Regions from separate parts of the Homo sapiens genome. Here region 2 is linked to region 1. Evidence: chromatin loops called from intact Hi-C (ENCODE). Cell type or tissue: HepG2. All regions are shown on one strand. Links, peaks and the distances in the headings refer to the core of each region. The heading gives the core; the rest is flanking DNA.

Region 1 (8,338 bases), core at 52-8,051:
AATAAAAGAAAATGCATGAGAACCTTTTTTAAGACAGAGTCTGCTCTGTCACCCAGGCTACAGTGCAGTGGCATGACCTTGGCTCACTGAAACCTCTGCCTCCTGGGCTCAAGTGATCCTCCTGCTTCAGCTTCCCCAGTAGCTGGGACTATAGGCATGTACCATCACGCCTGGCTAATTTTTGTTTCTTTGCAGAGATGGGGTTTTGCCATATCGTCCAGACTGGTCTTGAACTCCTGGCCCCAAGCAATCCTCCCACCTTGGCCTACCAAAGTGCTGGGATGACAGGCATGAACCACCACATCCAGCCTCTGAGAATCTTTCTCTCTCACATGCACAGTGTACAAACATTCAAAAATATGAAGAAAAATCCCAATTACCCTTTTACTCTAGGAAGTACACCTAGTTTATCACACAGGCAACAAGTTTTAATGCATTCTTATGTTTTCTTCCAGAGATATGGTATGCATATTCAAGCACACATACATGCACACTTAAGATATAGTTCACAAATAAAACAAATGGCTAATCATTCTCAGCAAACTAACACAGGAACAGAAAACCAAACACCGCGTGTTTTCACTCATAAGTGGGAGTTGAACAATGAGAACACAAGGACACAGGGAAGGAAACATCACAGACCAGGGCCTGTCCGGGGCCTGACAAGGGGAGAGAGAGCATTAGGACAAATACCTAATGCATATGCAGGGATTAAAACCTTGATGACGCAGCAAACCACCATGGCACGTGTATACATACCTATGTAACAAACCGGCACGTTCTGCATATGTATCCCAGAACTTAAAAGTAAAATTAAAAATAAAATAAAACATTTTCACAATGAAGAAAAAACAAACAAATGGCTAAAGAATTCTGTTCTGTCCTACACTTTAAAAAAACTTACTATGACGTGGAAACCAATCCATTTCCTATGAGTACATACAGAACTACTTCATTCTTTTAAATGGCTGGCTGCATTGTATTCCACTGGATAGATGTAAAATAATTTATTAAACTCTTTTTTTCCCTTGAGACAAGGTCTCGCTCTGTTGCCCAGGCTGGAGTGCAGTGGTGGGATCACGGCTAACTGCAGCCTCGAACTCCTGGGCTCAAACAATTCCTCCCACCTAAGCCTCCCAAGTAGCTGGGACTACTGGCATGAGCAACTGCACTCAGTTTATTTAACAGATAGTTAGGCTGTTTCCAGTCTTCTAATACATACAAGAAGAAGCCCTGTACTCAAGTCATCTCCCACAAATGAATAAATGCATGTAGACTGGACAATAAGTTACGAGAAGAAAAATGCCTGAGTAAATGAATATATATAATTAGAAATGCATTCCACAAGCTTTATATCTGTATATACTCATAACCAGCAATGAATGACAGTGGCAGTCTTTCTACACTCTTTTCAAAAACGTGTTCAAAACATTTGATCTTTGCTAATCTGATATTTGAAAAACAGAAAAAAAGTATCCCATTATAGCTTTATCTTGCATGAGAACCATTTATAAGAGGCAAGTTGTATGTTTATCTTCACAGACAGCTAAGACTGAAGAAAAAGTGAAAGACACCTTTACAACATCTTGGAACTATGTTTTTACTTCAATTATGAATAATGTATGAATATAAAAATCTTATGTCAGTATTTAAAATGTTTACCAAGTTGTGACTGTTGCAGTCTGACTACCAGTCCTAGACCCAGACAGTAATTAGTGAAAGCTCTAGCACAAGCTGGACTTAGTAATGAGGCCATTTGTAAGGTCAGGTCTTATTTGGAATTAGCCAAAATTATGGCCTCTTAAAAAGTAGATTCAAGTCACAATCAAATAATAATTACACTTCAGAAACAAACCAACAGTGATAAACATCCACTTCTTCCTAAAGTTTACATACACATATAGAGACTACTTTTTCTGAGACAGAGTCTTACTCTGTTGCCTATCATAGCTCACTGTAACCTCGAACTCTTGGGCTCAAGGGATCCTCCCACCACAGCCTCTCCAGTATCTGGGACTACAGGCACACACCACCACACCCAGCTAGAAACTTTCTCGAAACTCAAAGAAAGTAATAGGAAAAAAATTGTGTTGTAATATTCACTAATTCACTAAGCATGTTTTAATAAAGTTTATTCAATCACTCACTGACTAGTTCTTGAACTAATGATTTAAAACTCTTTGCATCTAAGATCTTTCAACTATTAACCTGACTTTAAAATGCTTGTATGTATTGTGACTCATTGAGGGAAGAGAGGCATTCTTCTAACTTACTGAAAAAGACTCTGCTTGTGCCTTTTTTGTTGATGTTGTTGTTGTTCAGACGGAGTCTCGCTCTGTCGCCCAGGCCGGAGTACAGTGGTGCAACCTTGACTCACTGCAGCCTTTGACTCCCAGGTTCCAGCGATTCCCCTGCTTCAGCCTCACAAGTAGCTGGGATTACAGGCACGCGCCACCACACCCAGCTAATTTTTGTATTTTTAGTAGAGACAGGGTTTCGTCATGTTGGCCAGGCTGGTCTCGAACTCCTAACCTCAGGTGATCTGCCCGCCTTGGCTTCCCAAAGTACTAATATTACAGGCGTGATCCACCATACCCGGCCTGCTTGTGCTTTTAATCAATCCCAGTGCTAAATGACAACCTCACGTATAACGTACATATGTGATTCATATCATGTTATTTCTTGTACTGTTATGTCACTTTGTAAGCACATAGACATTTCATGCATCTAAGATCAATAGCATACAAACTATTTGGATACAGGTTTAAAAAATATATTTTTTATTTCTGTCACAGTAATAGCTCATTGCCCCAGAAAGCCATTAATAATAGCTTGTTATCTTTGCCAAGCAAAAAATAACCAAGATTCTTGTTTATCATTAATATTTCCAGATACTCTAAATTCATACTAAGAGTTTTTCTGATAACAATATAATAGTTTCAGAAGGAATAGTAAGGATATCCCTGAGAAGCCAGTGTCTGTTATGGAACTGATGTTAGAAACAAATACTCTAATGACACTAATCTTACTCTACCTTGAATTACAGTATTAATGGACCTGTCTGAGCAAGGACTTTGCCTTACTTATCTTTGTATTCCTGGCAGTATCTTTCTATCAGAGTATTCTTATAGTTAGTACTATATAAAATATCTTAAATTGTTATGACCTCAAAATGGGACCAAAGACTCAAACTTCAAACTTTTGAAAACCATTAAATATGAATTATAGTTGGTTACTGCCTTAGCCATTATCAGAAATGCAAGCAAAATAACTCATATTGGATATCAGAACGCGTTGGTAACAGAAGTTTGGGCATAAGGCTGTCTCTACTTTTCAGACACAGCCATGCCCAGATTGCTGGCTACATCTGAGAGAATGAGGACTTAAGATTCACAGCCAGGAATTTAAAAAAAACAAAGCAAAACAAAAAACACCAAAAAAACCCAGCTCCCTGTTAAAATTCAAAATGGAAAAGGACTTAAAAAGAAATAAAAGACGTGGGATTTAATTAAACATTCATATTAATAAACTCTTGTTTTTTGGGTTGTCAGGAATAATTCAAAATGTAAGATTACTTTGTCTAAAATGCAAATCAACTTTTAATGTTGGTAGAATCTGTCCCAAGAATAATAATTATGACAATAGTCTGTATAGTAAAAACACTGGGAACTGGGTTGAGGTAGAAAACCTCAATTAAATAAGGCCACAGAAAAGATCAGATGGCAATTGCTTTTACTCTCTTTTAATCTACATGCAAAGTCTAGGAAACTTAAATATAAATGTATATGTATGTGTGTATTTACACACACAGCAAATTGGTAAATAGCCAACTAAAGATTGACTAGGAGGCCAGGCACAGGGGCTCACATCTGTAATTCCAGTACTTGGGGAGGCTGACGCAGGAGGATCACTTGAAGCCAGGAATTTGAGAACACTTAGACAGCAGAGCAAGACCCCATCTCTACCAAAAAAGTATTTTAAAATATAAACCAGGCATGGTGCCATGTGCCTGTAGACCCAGTGACTCGGGAGGCTGAGGTGGGAGGACTCCTTGAGCCCAGGAGTTAAAAGTTGCAGTGAGTGGCTGGGCATGGTGGCTCACACCTGTAATCCCAATACTTTGGGAGGCCGAGGCGGGCGGATCACAAGGTCAGGAGATCGAGACCATCCTCGCCCACATGGTGAAACCCCGTCTCTACTAAAAATAAAACAAATTAGCTGGGTGTGGTGGCACGCGCCTCTAGTCCCAGCTACTCGGGAGGCTGAGGCAGGAGAATCGCTTGAACCCGGAAGGCAGAGGCTGCAGTGAGCCAAGATCATACCACTGCACTCCAGCCTGGCGACGGAGCAAGACTCCACCTCAAAAAAAAAACAAAAAACAAAAAAGGTTGCAGTGAGCTCTAATTGTACCACTACTACACTCCAGCCTGGATGACATGGCAAGACGCTCTGACCCTCTCTCTCTCTCTCTCTCTCTCTCTCTCTCTCTCTGGAGGCAAGGTCTGACCCTCTCTCTCTCTCTCTCTGGAGGCAAGGTTTGTCAGCCTCGACTTCCCAGGCTCAAGAGATCCTCCTACATCAGCCCCCAAGTAGCTGGGACTACGGGCAAGCACCACCATGCTGGCGTGTGTGTGTGTGTGTGTGTGTGTGTGTGTGTGTGTGTGTGTGTGTGTGTGTGTTGAAAGATCTTTCTCAAAGGGATATTGCTATACTTGTATTCAAACTGTATTGTAACGTAAGTAATTTGATTAAAAATCATTTTTCTGATATTTCTTCTGTGTGCAGTGGCACAATCTCGGCTCACTGCAGCCTTGAACTCCTGGGCTCAAGTGATTCTCCCTCCTCAGCCTTCTGAGTAGCTGGGACTATAGGCATGTGCAAACTAATTTTTTTATTTTTTGTAGAGTTGGGGTTTCACATTGTTGCCCACGCTGGAATCAAACTTCTGGGCACAAGCAATCTGCCCACCTTGGCCTCCTAAATACTGGGATTAAAGGTGTGAGCTACTGTGCCCGGTAGAGACCCCATCTCTTAAAAAAAGAAAAGAAAAAGACTTAGTCATTAGTTTATCACGTTTTTTTAATTTTATTTTTTTTTAATTTTCAGAGTGAGTCTTGCTCTGTTGCCCAGGCTGGAGTGCACTGGTGTGATCTCGACTCACTGCAACCTCCGCCTCCCAGGCTCAAGCAGTTCTCCTGCCTCAGCCTCCAGTGTAGCTGGGACTACAGGCGCCTGCTACCACACCGGGCTAATTTTTGTATTTTTAGTAGAGATGGAGTTTTACCATGTTAGCCAGGCTGGTCTCAAACTACTGGCCTCGAATGATCTGCCCGTCTTGGCCTCCCAAAGTACTGGAATTACAGGCGTGAGCCACCGTGCCCAGCCAACAAAGTCTTGACATGACTTTTAGATTAATTTTTGGATCCTATGGTCTCATCAATACAGAGCCTCAAACTCCAGTAACCCACAATTTTGAAGGCTAGAAGTCTAAGATCAAGGTGGTTGTGAGATGAAACCAGATTTATAAAAGAAAAAATGTATGACTGTGACATCACTTAAACAAATTTAATTTTAAAAAGTGTATATATACCTAGGCTTACCTATTTCACATTTTATCTTAAGAGTCTAAATATTTCGAAACTAAAAATATATAAGTACAATGACCTTATTTTTAAGAGTTCCCACTACTGAGCCTGTAGGAAAAATATAAAAATGTTACATATCAATAACCTATTAATAACACCCGATGTATTATTGAGATAACAGACGTTTTCAAAAATTTTCCAAATATTCAAGTAAATACAATGATAAATAAGGTTTATAGGTAGCTTTACTGCCATATGAAACAAAAATATTTATAACATGTTTATAAGGACCAGTATTAAGTCTGGTCAATCATATCCCTCCTTATTTACCAGGGTTAAACGTCCTGGAGTTAACTTCATTTACTTTTTTAAAGATCTTTCTGAAAGGGATATTGCTATGCTTGTACTCGAACTGTACTGTAACGTAAGTAATTTAATTAAAAACCATTTTTCTGATATTACTTCTTAAACATTTATCTCAAAAGAGGTATTTAAAGGCAAAATTTTTTCATTTAGGTATTTTTACAGTGGTTGGTGTCCACAACAAATAATTCTGAGGATTCGTCTAAAATTTCCTAAACTGTCTCTTTAAAAAAAAAAATCTTGCTCCTATTCCAAAAAGCAAGAATGAATGCTGAGATTTACAAAAATAGTTAACAGATTTGCTGAAGCATTTATTTTAAAAACATATATGGAACAACTAGATATTATGCATTTCAGTATATTTCAATGTTTCATCATAAATATCACACATATTAAAAATAAGGCGGACAATTTAAAAGTAGGTTTAGGTTTCCAGGTTAAGATGGCGAATCATATACGTCTATGTAATTTCAGTACCTTGTGAAACCTACTACAAACTACATCAGGAGAAATCTTTAAGAAAAATACCTCATAAGGACAGGGGCAAAGTGGGTAGAAACAGAAAAAGCAACGGCAATTTGATAGAAACCTGAATTCCAGCCTGACAGAGAAGCTGAGAACCAACCCACTGTATGCCATAGAATCTTAAACAGGCATAAGAAATGGTACCACCAGGTAAGACTGGCACTGGGGGCTAAGGAAGTAGAGGGCTAAAAAGCAAAGAGGATTTCAGTGACAGCCATTTAAGAAAAAAAAAATAGATCCTTCAATCCCCTCCATGACTCTGTACTAGGGAGATTCACTGTTTTAGAAGTTTAGTCTCTGCAGAATTTAAAATAGAAGGTCTCAATACAGAGAAAACCCAAGGCCATTTCTGTGCTTCATCATCATATCCAAACCAAAACTGGGAAATCAGGCTGGGCACGGTGGGTCACACCTGTAATCCCAGCACTTCGGGAAGCTGAGGCAGGCGGATCACTTGAGGTCAGGAGTTCGAGACCAACCTGGCCTACACGGTGTAAACCTGTCACTAATAAAAATACAAAAAAAAATTAGCTGGGCATGGTGGCAGATGCCTGTAATACCACCTACTCAGGAGACTGACGCAGAATCATTTGAACCCAGTAGGTGAAGGCTGCAGTGAGCTGAGATTGAGCCACTGCACTCCAGCCTGGACGACAGAGTGAGACTCCATCTCAAAAGAAAAAAAAAAATTGGGAAATTAAATGACTGTATGCATACTAATATCTAACGAACTTCAGCCATTTTCCCCGACTCTGCACCCAGAATTCTTGCAGACAGATCCTTACCATCTATGTAGGAGATGGATTTCTTCCCTGAGGAAAGTAACCAGTCTAGGAGATGATATCTCAAAATTCTAGTATACTGGAGTTTGACCCACAAAATAAGGTTCCCAGATCACCATCAACTAAAGTTCAAAATAGACAAACCCTATCCATCCTAGCCAGTGATTATTTAGTATTTGTGGAAAGCCTCTAAATTTAAAGGGTCCACGAACAAAGACAGAGACAAAAGAATAAGAGCAACATGTAGGAAAAAGAGATTTACACAGACTCTAAAACATTAACAAAACCAAGATTTGTATTACCAGAAAAAGAGTTATTTCGTCTAAGAAACAAAAATAAGCTGCTATAGGAAAAAAAAAAAAACAGTTGGAAGCTTAAAAGGAAACTTAAGGAAACCTCCCAGAAAGAAGAATAAAATGAGAGAAATAGAAATAGGAGAGAAAACTAGAAAGCCAAAAAATAAAATTGAAATGACAACATCCATTTGAGAACAAAAAAAAAAAAAAAAAGAAAGGGAAAACTGTCATCAAAAAGAAAAAAAAACAACAACTAAAGAAAATTTCCCAGGGCTGAAGAATAAGTTGCCAGATTGAAAGGGCCTAACACAACAGATAAAAATAGACACACATAAAGAAATATCACAGTAACATTTCAGAATCTTGGGGAAAAAGAGAAGATTCTATATGCTTTTAGAAAGAAAAAGTGACAAAGGATCAGAAAACAGAATGGCAGAATGGCAGGCTTGGATACTTTTACAATGGTCCATCTTCAGAATAGTAATTTCCAAACTAAAATTCCACACCCGGGGCAAACCATTCAAGAAAGACCAAACAACAACAACAAAAAACCTCAAGCACCATATCTCAAGAAACTACTCAGAATGTACTCCACCAAAACGACAGAGTAAACTAAGAACAGAAGCAAATATTAACACAGTATAAGGAATAAAGTCGCTGGGCACGGGGGCTCATGCCTGTAACCCCAGCACTTTGGGAGGCCAAGGAAGGTGGATCACCTGAGGTCTGGAGTTTGAGACCAGCCTGGCCAACATGGTGAAACCCCATCTCTACTAAAAATGCAAAA
Region 2 (8,338 bases), core at 232-8,231, 61 kb after region 1:
TACTTTTAAATGTACTTAATTTTGGAAAACAATTTAAGAGGATATTTAGAATAATGGTTCACTTCCTTTTTTCATGCAACTTCAGAAATACTGGCTTTTTAAAAATCACTAGTTTGGGCCAAGCACAGTGGTTCACACCTGTAATCCCAGCACTTTGGGAGGCCGAGGCGGGTGGATCACCTGAGGTCAGGAGTTCCGAGACCAGCCTGGCCAACATGGCAAAACCCCATTGCTACTAAAAATACAAAAATTGGCCGGGCATAGTGGCACATGTCTGTAATCCCAGCTACTAGGGGTGCTGAGGCAGGAGGATCACTCGAACCTGGGAGGCGGAGGCTACAGTGAGCCAAAATCATGACACTGCACTCCAGCACGCGCAACAGAGTGAGACTGCATCTCTAAAAAAAAAAAAAAAAATCACTAGTTTGAAAGAAGTGTTTACCAATAAAATCAAGAAATTCCTTTTAATTCATAACTAAAGTGTCTTTTATTCATTATCTACTCAACAGCTAATAGTATCAGGTATTCAGCCTCTACTGAATAACTTTAAGTGCACAATTCTTGCCATCAGATAGGCAAAAACTTAGTTGTAAATCACAATAGTTTAAATAGTTCAGTTACACATATATATATTTATTTATATATATATTTATTTATTTTTTAAGACAGGGTCTCACTCTTTTGCCCAAGCTGGGGTGCAGTGGCACAATGACAGCTCACTGCAGCCTTGGCCTCCAAGGCTGAAATGATCCTCCCGCCTCAGCCTCCCAAGTAGCTGGGACTACAGGTGGGCACCACCACACCTGGCTAATTTTTGTATTTTTTAGTACAGGTATGGTTTCACTATGTTACTTGGGCTAGTCTCGAACTCCTGGGCTCAAGCAATCTGCCTGCCTTGGACTCTCAAAATGCTGGGATTACAGGCATGAGCCATCATGCCTGGCCTAGTATATTGTATTTATATATAATTCCTAAAATATGATCAGTGCTTAGAAGACTGAGGATCCCTGACTAAGCATTCATAATTAAGCATGAGGCACTAAAAAGCTATTGAAAAACACTTTGTGAGTGAGAGTGGCTTGGTGAGTATTACTGTAGGGCACTTATTACCAGTATTTATTATTGTTCTTTTCTCAGGGACCTTCACTTTCCCTGAGGTAACAATCCTCTAATCATTTCAGGGGGGACGTAACTGGTTGACATGAAATAAATGGGGCTGAAAGAACCACTTAGAAAAAGGATTTTCATTTAATGCACTTGTCCTATCAGAAATTCTGATGGGCCAAATGTCCTTAAAGCCAGAACCTCTACTGTTCATATTCTTGAGAGAATGTACTGTAAGTGGTGAAGAGGTTAGCTTGCCAACTGTGAGAAGTATGAAGAAAGCACTGGGAGTCTACTTCTCTTCATACAATTCTTTTTTTTTTTTTTTTTTTTTTTCCTGATGGAGTCTCGCTCTGTCGTCCAGGCTGGAGTGCAGCGGTACAATCTTGGCTCACTGCAACCTCTGCCTCCCGGGTTCAAGCAATTCTCTTGCCTCAGCCTCCCGAGTAGCTGGGATTAGAGATGCATGCCGCCATGCCTGGCTAATTTTTTGTTTTTGGTAGAGATGGGGTTTCACAATGTTGCCCAGGCTGGCTGAGAACTCATGAGTTCAGGGAATCCGCCCACCTTGGCCTCCCAAAGTGCTGGGATTACAGGCGTGAGCCACCACGCCTAACCCATACAATTTTTCGATCAATTCCTGCATTATCAGTTCCCACCATCACTTCTACCATGCAAAGCATCTGGGGCTTTGATTTTGAACCTTTCTAAAATCTGCTAGCATTCCCCTCTGATGACATTTAGATTTCAGGTTTTTCTTTTTATGAGACAGGGTCTCACTCTGTCACCCATGCTGGAGTGCAGTGATGGCTCACTGTAATCTCTACTTCCCAGACTCAAGTGATCCTCCCCCTCTGGCCCCAGCCTCTCCCGGGTAGCTGGGACTATAGGTACACGCCACCATGCCTGGCTAATTTTTTTTTTTTTTTTTTTTGAGACAGAGTCTCACTCTGTTGCCCAAGCTGTAGTGCAGTGGCATGATCTCAGCTCACTACAGCCTCCACCTCCCGGGTACAAGCAATTCTCTTGCCTCAGCCTCCTGAGTAGCTGGGATTACAGTAATGCGCCACCATTCTTGGCTAATTTTTGTATATATTTTTTTTTACGTAGAGACTGGGTTTCACCATATTAGCCAGGCTGGTCCTCAACTCCTGACCTTAGGTGATCCGCCCACCTTGGCCTCCCAAAGTGCCGGGATTACAGGTGTGAGCCACTGCGCCCAGACTGTCTGGTTAATTTTTAACTTTTATGTACAGATGAGGACTTACTATGTTGCCCAGGCTGGTCTTCAACTTCTGGGCTCAAGCGGTTCTCCCACCTTGGCCTCCCAAAGTGCTGGGATTGGAGTGGGCAAGGGGTCAAAACAAAAACCTAGTGCTGAGATTACAGGCGTGAAGCCTGGCCCAGTTTTCTTTAATCCTGTTAAATTGGTCACTAATTGACACCCACTCCCTACATTCTAAAAATGTATTTCTATCTTGTGACCATTATCTCTTACTGTTCATCCTTTTTTTGTTGTTGCTATCTTGGTGCGATTTTGGAGGAAGCAAAGATAAGCAGGTTTTTTGTTTGTTTTTTGAGACAGGCTCTCACTCTGTTGTCCAGGCTGGATCACAGCTCACTGCAGCCTCAAACTCTTGGGCTCAAGAAATCCTCCCACCTCAGCCTTCTAAGGAGCTGGGACTACAGGAAGGCACCACTACACCTGGCTAATTTTTTGTATTTTTTGTAGAGATGGGGTTTCACCATATTGCTCAGGCTGGTCTCGAACTCTTGGACTCAAGTGATTTGCCTGCCTCAGCTTCCCTAAGTGCTGGGAGTACAGGCCACCTCACACGTGGCCGAGCACATGTTTTACCAGACAAATTTATCCAAGTCTCACCTAGATCAAACAAAGGGATGAATTACAGGATAATGTGCTAGCTGCTCTCAAATCCCACCATACTACAGCTATAGCAACCTACTTAAAATACAAAATTGATGATTTAATCCAGATAATTTTGGTTCCATGGCTTTCCATTCCCTACAGGAGGAATATTTCCAAAATTCTATTGTAACACAAGACCCTTTATGATTTGATCACCGCTTACTCCACTCCATCACAATTATTCTACCTATGCCAGCTTGGCACAAGACCTTGGGATTTCCCAATCAGGACCTGTTTTCTCATACAACGCCTTCCAACCTTTTTGGATCAGAAAATGCCAATTCAGCATTTAAAATCATAGCAAGCCTCATCCTCCTCTGTATCACTTTTCCTTAGCCAAGCCAGGCACTTCCTCTTCATTTGTCCCATTTTTATAAACTTTTATTCTATAACTGAATGTTTCATTTTCCACTTGTACATCTGTCTCCTTACTCTCTATACCTCCTGAACACAAAAATTTTAGTTTATTCTCATTTATATCTCCAAATCTTAAATTGTCTGATCAGAAGTAAACTAAAATAAAAATTAGGTTGTTTTCCTTTTAAGACTTTTCCTGAAACTAGGTTGATCAAAAAATACAAATGTTTTTCCATGATTATTCTCAGTAAGATTCAGTAATTCAGGCCAGGTGCAGTGGCTCAAGCCTGTAATCTCAGCATTTTGGGAGGCTGAGGCAGGTGGATCACGAGGTCAGGAGTTCAAGATTCAATAATTGGCAAGGTATAAGCTCCACTAGAGGAGAAAAAAAAGTATTATGCTAAAGATGGACTATTTGGGTTCCATTTTCACTCTCAGTTGTGCTACTAATTAAAATGAAAATGTAAACAAATCAATTAACATGATTATCCCAGACCTTTCTTTTCTTACTGGAAAAAAGAGGGCATTAAACTGGATGATGACAATAACACCATAACTACAAGCTTTTATAAAAGTCCTTTATATACAGTGTTAATACAGTGAAAGATCAACCTTATTGAAAGAGGTCTGGCTTCTGCCCTCAGCTACTGGGAAACAATCACTAGGCCTCTGGCATGTCTTGGCTGATACGAGTGTTTTTGTTCGTCTGGGGGCTTTGGCCACTGGACTATCTAAAAATGTGATTTACAATGGGAAGTACCCAGAAGAATTCCATAATGAAATGGGAATGGTCTGTGCAGGAAAATGCTACCAAAGGAACATATCATTATAATGAGCACATAGACCCTACTATATAACAGCACACAGTATGGCTTTGGGCCACAAAGTAATAGCTGTGACCTCCAGAGAAAGGAATAACTAAAGGTAATAGTTTGACATTCTGGAAGCAGCAGGAGACTAAAGGTCAGCCATGTGGGTGGTATGTGATCAAATCCCAATACAAACAATGATCACCAAAGGCTTTGCTGAGATTCCCTGTTTGACAATATTCTGTGAGTACTGTCATACACTGTGATTGAAATGAGCTAATGTTGTCTATGATACCACAGAGAGAGGGCAATCAGAAACTCTACATTTGGACTCCTCCTGGATTCTGCACCCTATGTCTCTCTTCCCTTGGCTGATTTTAATGTGTATCATTTCTACGTAACAAACTATAGCCATGAATATAATGAGTTCTGTGAGTTCTTCTAGCAAATTATCAAACCTGAGGTTGGTTTTGGAATCCCTCAAGCTTGCAGCAATGGTATCGGAAGTGGGCACAAGAATGACATTAACTTGCTGAAGCTGACTCACTGAATGAAGAGAAAGAATGAGGGATGACAAACCTTTGTTTCCTGGATGGTTACAAGGCCACTCATGGTATAAAACTATAGCTGTGCTATAATCATTTAATGGAGGTAAACATTACCAGTGGAATTTACAAATAATAGCTCCAACTACAGCTGTATTACAATCAATTAGTAGAAATAAAAGTTACCAGTGGGACTGAGAAATGATGGATCCAACTCCTGGGTGCCTGGGTCACTGGATACATAAGAAAATGTTACATAAACAATAAATAAAGTTACTATATAATCCCTTGATTATTGTTACCTGGAATAGCGAAACAGAAACGCAAATCCTAATGCTGGGCCAAGCCTGGTTTTTGGCCAGATCCAGTTATAGCCAGTAGTCACAGACCCACTGCCATATGTAAAAGTCTTACCAAAATAACAGGCAATAAAGATTCATAAGACAATGGAGAAAAAGAAAGAGGAGATTCAAGAGACTAGTCCCAGCTGGGTGTAAATCTTTAAACAGTTATTGAGAAATGGGATAAAATATTGAAGCCAAAACAAAGGTCACACTGCAGCACTCTCAGAGGTTGAGTGGACCAATGAGCCCCTGCTGGTCTCCTTCCATTAAAGAGCCCTAAACAAATCTGCTTTATTCACCCTAGTTTTTTTTTGTTTTTGTTTTTGTTTTGTTGTTGTTTGTTTTGAGATAGAGTTTCATTCTTATTGCCCAGGCTGGGGTGCAATGGCATATCAGTTCACCGCAACCTCCACCTTCCAGGTTCGAGCAATTCTCCTGCCTCAGCCTCCCGAGTAGCTAGGATTACAGGCATGCGCCACCATGCCTGGCTAATTTTGTACTTTTAGGAGAGATGGGGTTTCTCCATGTTGGTCGGGCTGGTCTCAAACTCTCAACCTCAGGTGATCTGCCAGCCTCGGCCTCCCAAAGTGCTGGGATTACAGGAGTGAGCTACTGTACCCGGCAATTCACCCTAGTTTGAGGAAACTTTAAAAACTGGAAGGCAAAAATGACTAAGAAAAATCTAACTTCAACTTGCCTAAGCCAATGCTTAGATAAGGCCTGAAGAGAAGACCTAGATTCCTTGCTAGTCCCTAGCTGGGGACCCAGAGTCAAATGCTTTTAAATGGATAAAATAGTTAAGCATAGAGATGTTTCCACGAGAGACCCATGCACAGAACTTACAAATCTGTTGGTGAAGTCCTAACAGGAGCTACAGTTATACTGGAAAGACATAACAACACAAGAGTTTATGGATCAAGGTAAAACTCTGGATTAAAATAAGAATGTCTGAATGTACTTTATGTACAGTAGTGTGTCTCCTTCACCTGAATGCATTATGGAGATATTTATTACGTCTGACTGGCGAATGTTTCCCCTACTTAAACAGAATACATATAAATCTTCCTATCAGGCAATATTTATAGGACATGCTAATTGAAAGCCAGTGAAAATGCCTGAGCCCATCCAAATTAATTTCAAATAGTACAGAATAGAAGCTGGGCAAATTCTTTATACAACAGTCCTGTGTGGAGCACAAGACTGGAGCTTATAGGAAAACCATCAGGATTCTGGACCCAAAAATTTCAATTTGAGGGACAACTAGTTTACTATTGGGCATTAACTGACACTGCTTCTCTGAATCTGAAAACCTGAAATATATATACTGTCCTGGGAAATGTTGGAGAAACATTCTCAGGGGAAAGCAGTACCCAGAAGAGTTCCATAATTAAATTGGAATGCTCTGTGCAGGAAAATGCTACCAAAGAAATACATCATATTCACGAACATGGAGACCTTACTATATAACAGCACATAGGGAAACCAGTCTTAGTACAAGCCTGTGAACTGAGACAAGGTAAGTAGCTTTGTTCTTAAATGACTTGGAACTCAGAAATAACTGAGTAAGGGCCCACTGTAACTATACCTATCCATGATAATATCCAGCATCCAGGTAAGGGTCAATTCTGCTGAGGCGGCATAGCAAATTCCTCTGCAATTCTTACTGATTTGTTCTGTAATAAAACAGCATCACGTTGTGACATAACACACTATGGCATAACAAGTGACACTGTTGCTAAGATTCATTTACCTTATGTAAATAAATCTTTTTTTGTTTTGTTTTGAGACAGAGTCTCGCTCAGCTGCCCTGGCCGGAGTGTAGTCTCATGATCTCAGCTCACTGCAACCTCCACCTCCCAGGTTCAAGCGATTTTCCTGCCTCAGCCTCCCAAGTAGCTGGGACTACAGTAGAGACAGGGTTTAGCCATGTTGGCCAGGCTGGTCTCGAACTCCTGACCTCAGGTGATCTGCCCACCCTCGCCTCCCAAAGTGCTGGGATTATAGGCATGAATCATCACGCCCAGCCCCTTATAGAAATCAATCTTATAATACTGATATTGATCATCTAATGTATCAGGAAATTTAGTTAAAGCCTCCTCAGGGTGTAATAATGATGGAAAATGAATAGCCTAAGGAAGAATTAGTTAACCATCAACTAATTTTTCTTCCTCTTTCTTTCTTTTCTTCTTTCCTTCCTTCCTTTTCTTCCTGTTTTCTTTCTCTTTCTCTCTCTCTTTTCTTCTCCTCTTCTCGTCTCACTCTGTTGCCCAGGAGTGCAATGATGCAATCTCGGCTCACTGCAACCTCTGCCTTCCAGGTTCAAGCAATTCTCGCCTCAGCCTCCCAAGCAGCTGGTATTATGGAAGTGCACCACCACACCTGGCTAATTTTTGTATTTTTAGCGGAGATGGGGTTTCACCATGTTGGCCAGGCTGGTCTCGAACTCCTAACCTCAAGTGATACCCCCCACCTCAGCCTCCCAAAGTGCTGGGATTACAGGCGTTTGCTACCGTGCCCAGCCCATCAACTAATTTCTATGCCAATAGTCCTGCATGAATTTTTCATAAGATACAAAAATAGTGGTAAATCCGGGGGAAAATGAGTAATTAAATTAGTACAAGAAAATGATGTACATAATGGCTTTATAAATTAGATTGACTGTTTATTTAAATGTACACCTATTCAACACTGGCTCCTCCCAATATTAGGCATATTCAAAAAGTTACTACTGCAATGTCTGTCATATAAAACCTAAATGTAGACGTTCAAATATATTCATTTTGCTTTAAGAGTGTAGGCCAAAGGCTAGGGCATAGCCTATACACCAAAGAAGAAAAAGATGCCTGGGCTTCCACCTTGGCAACTGAGAGATGATCTCCAGGGCTCTAGAATATCTTGCTTCTTAGGAGTACCTGCTTGATAGGAGTGTTTTTGTTTGCCTGGAGGCTTTGGCCACTGGACAGTTTAACAATGTGATTTACAATGGGGGCTTTCGACATTCCAGTATCAATTCTGACCTCCAGAAGAAGTGAGAACTAAAGTTATTAGTCTGACCTCCCAGAGGCCAAAGCTACACCTTTCAGCTAGTATGTGATTTTGAGCCCCAGTAAAACTGGAAAATCAAAGACTCAGATGAGTTTCTTCACTGACGAAACTCACATACTGTGGACATAAAAAGATAATGCTGGACATGACTGCACAGGGAGAAGAGTCTGGACTCTACCCTAAACATCTCTTCCCCTGGCTGATTTT

What was found. Peaks named below come from ENCODE experiments on the same cell type or tissue, not always from the same donor. Only the 100,000 strongest peaks of a DNase experiment are listed, where the experiment ranks them.
Region 2: it touches region 1 in a loop (4-fold over the local background); 3 of 110 quality-filtered maps call a loop at or near these places.

The regions. Positions count from the first base shown.
Region 1 is chr10:63,301,005-63,309,342 of GRCh38, forward strand. All of the region lies in intron 2 of JMJD1C (jumonji domain containing 1C), which reads right to left. Among named protein-coding and RNA genes, the nearest start is that of MIR1296, 68 kb to the right of the region's middle. In HepG2, for the core only: no CTCF peak of the experiment used is centred there; no DNase peak of the experiment used is centred there.
Region 2 is chr10:63,361,836-63,370,173 of GRCh38, forward strand. The region is part of intron 2 of JMJD1C (jumonji domain containing 1C); the gene reads right to left. Among named protein-coding and RNA genes, the nearest start is that of MIR1296, 7.0 kb to the right of the region's middle. RefSeq lists an enhancer at 4,071-4,572. In HepG2, for the core only: no CTCF peak of the experiment used is centred there; a DNase peak (open chromatin) is centred at 4,386.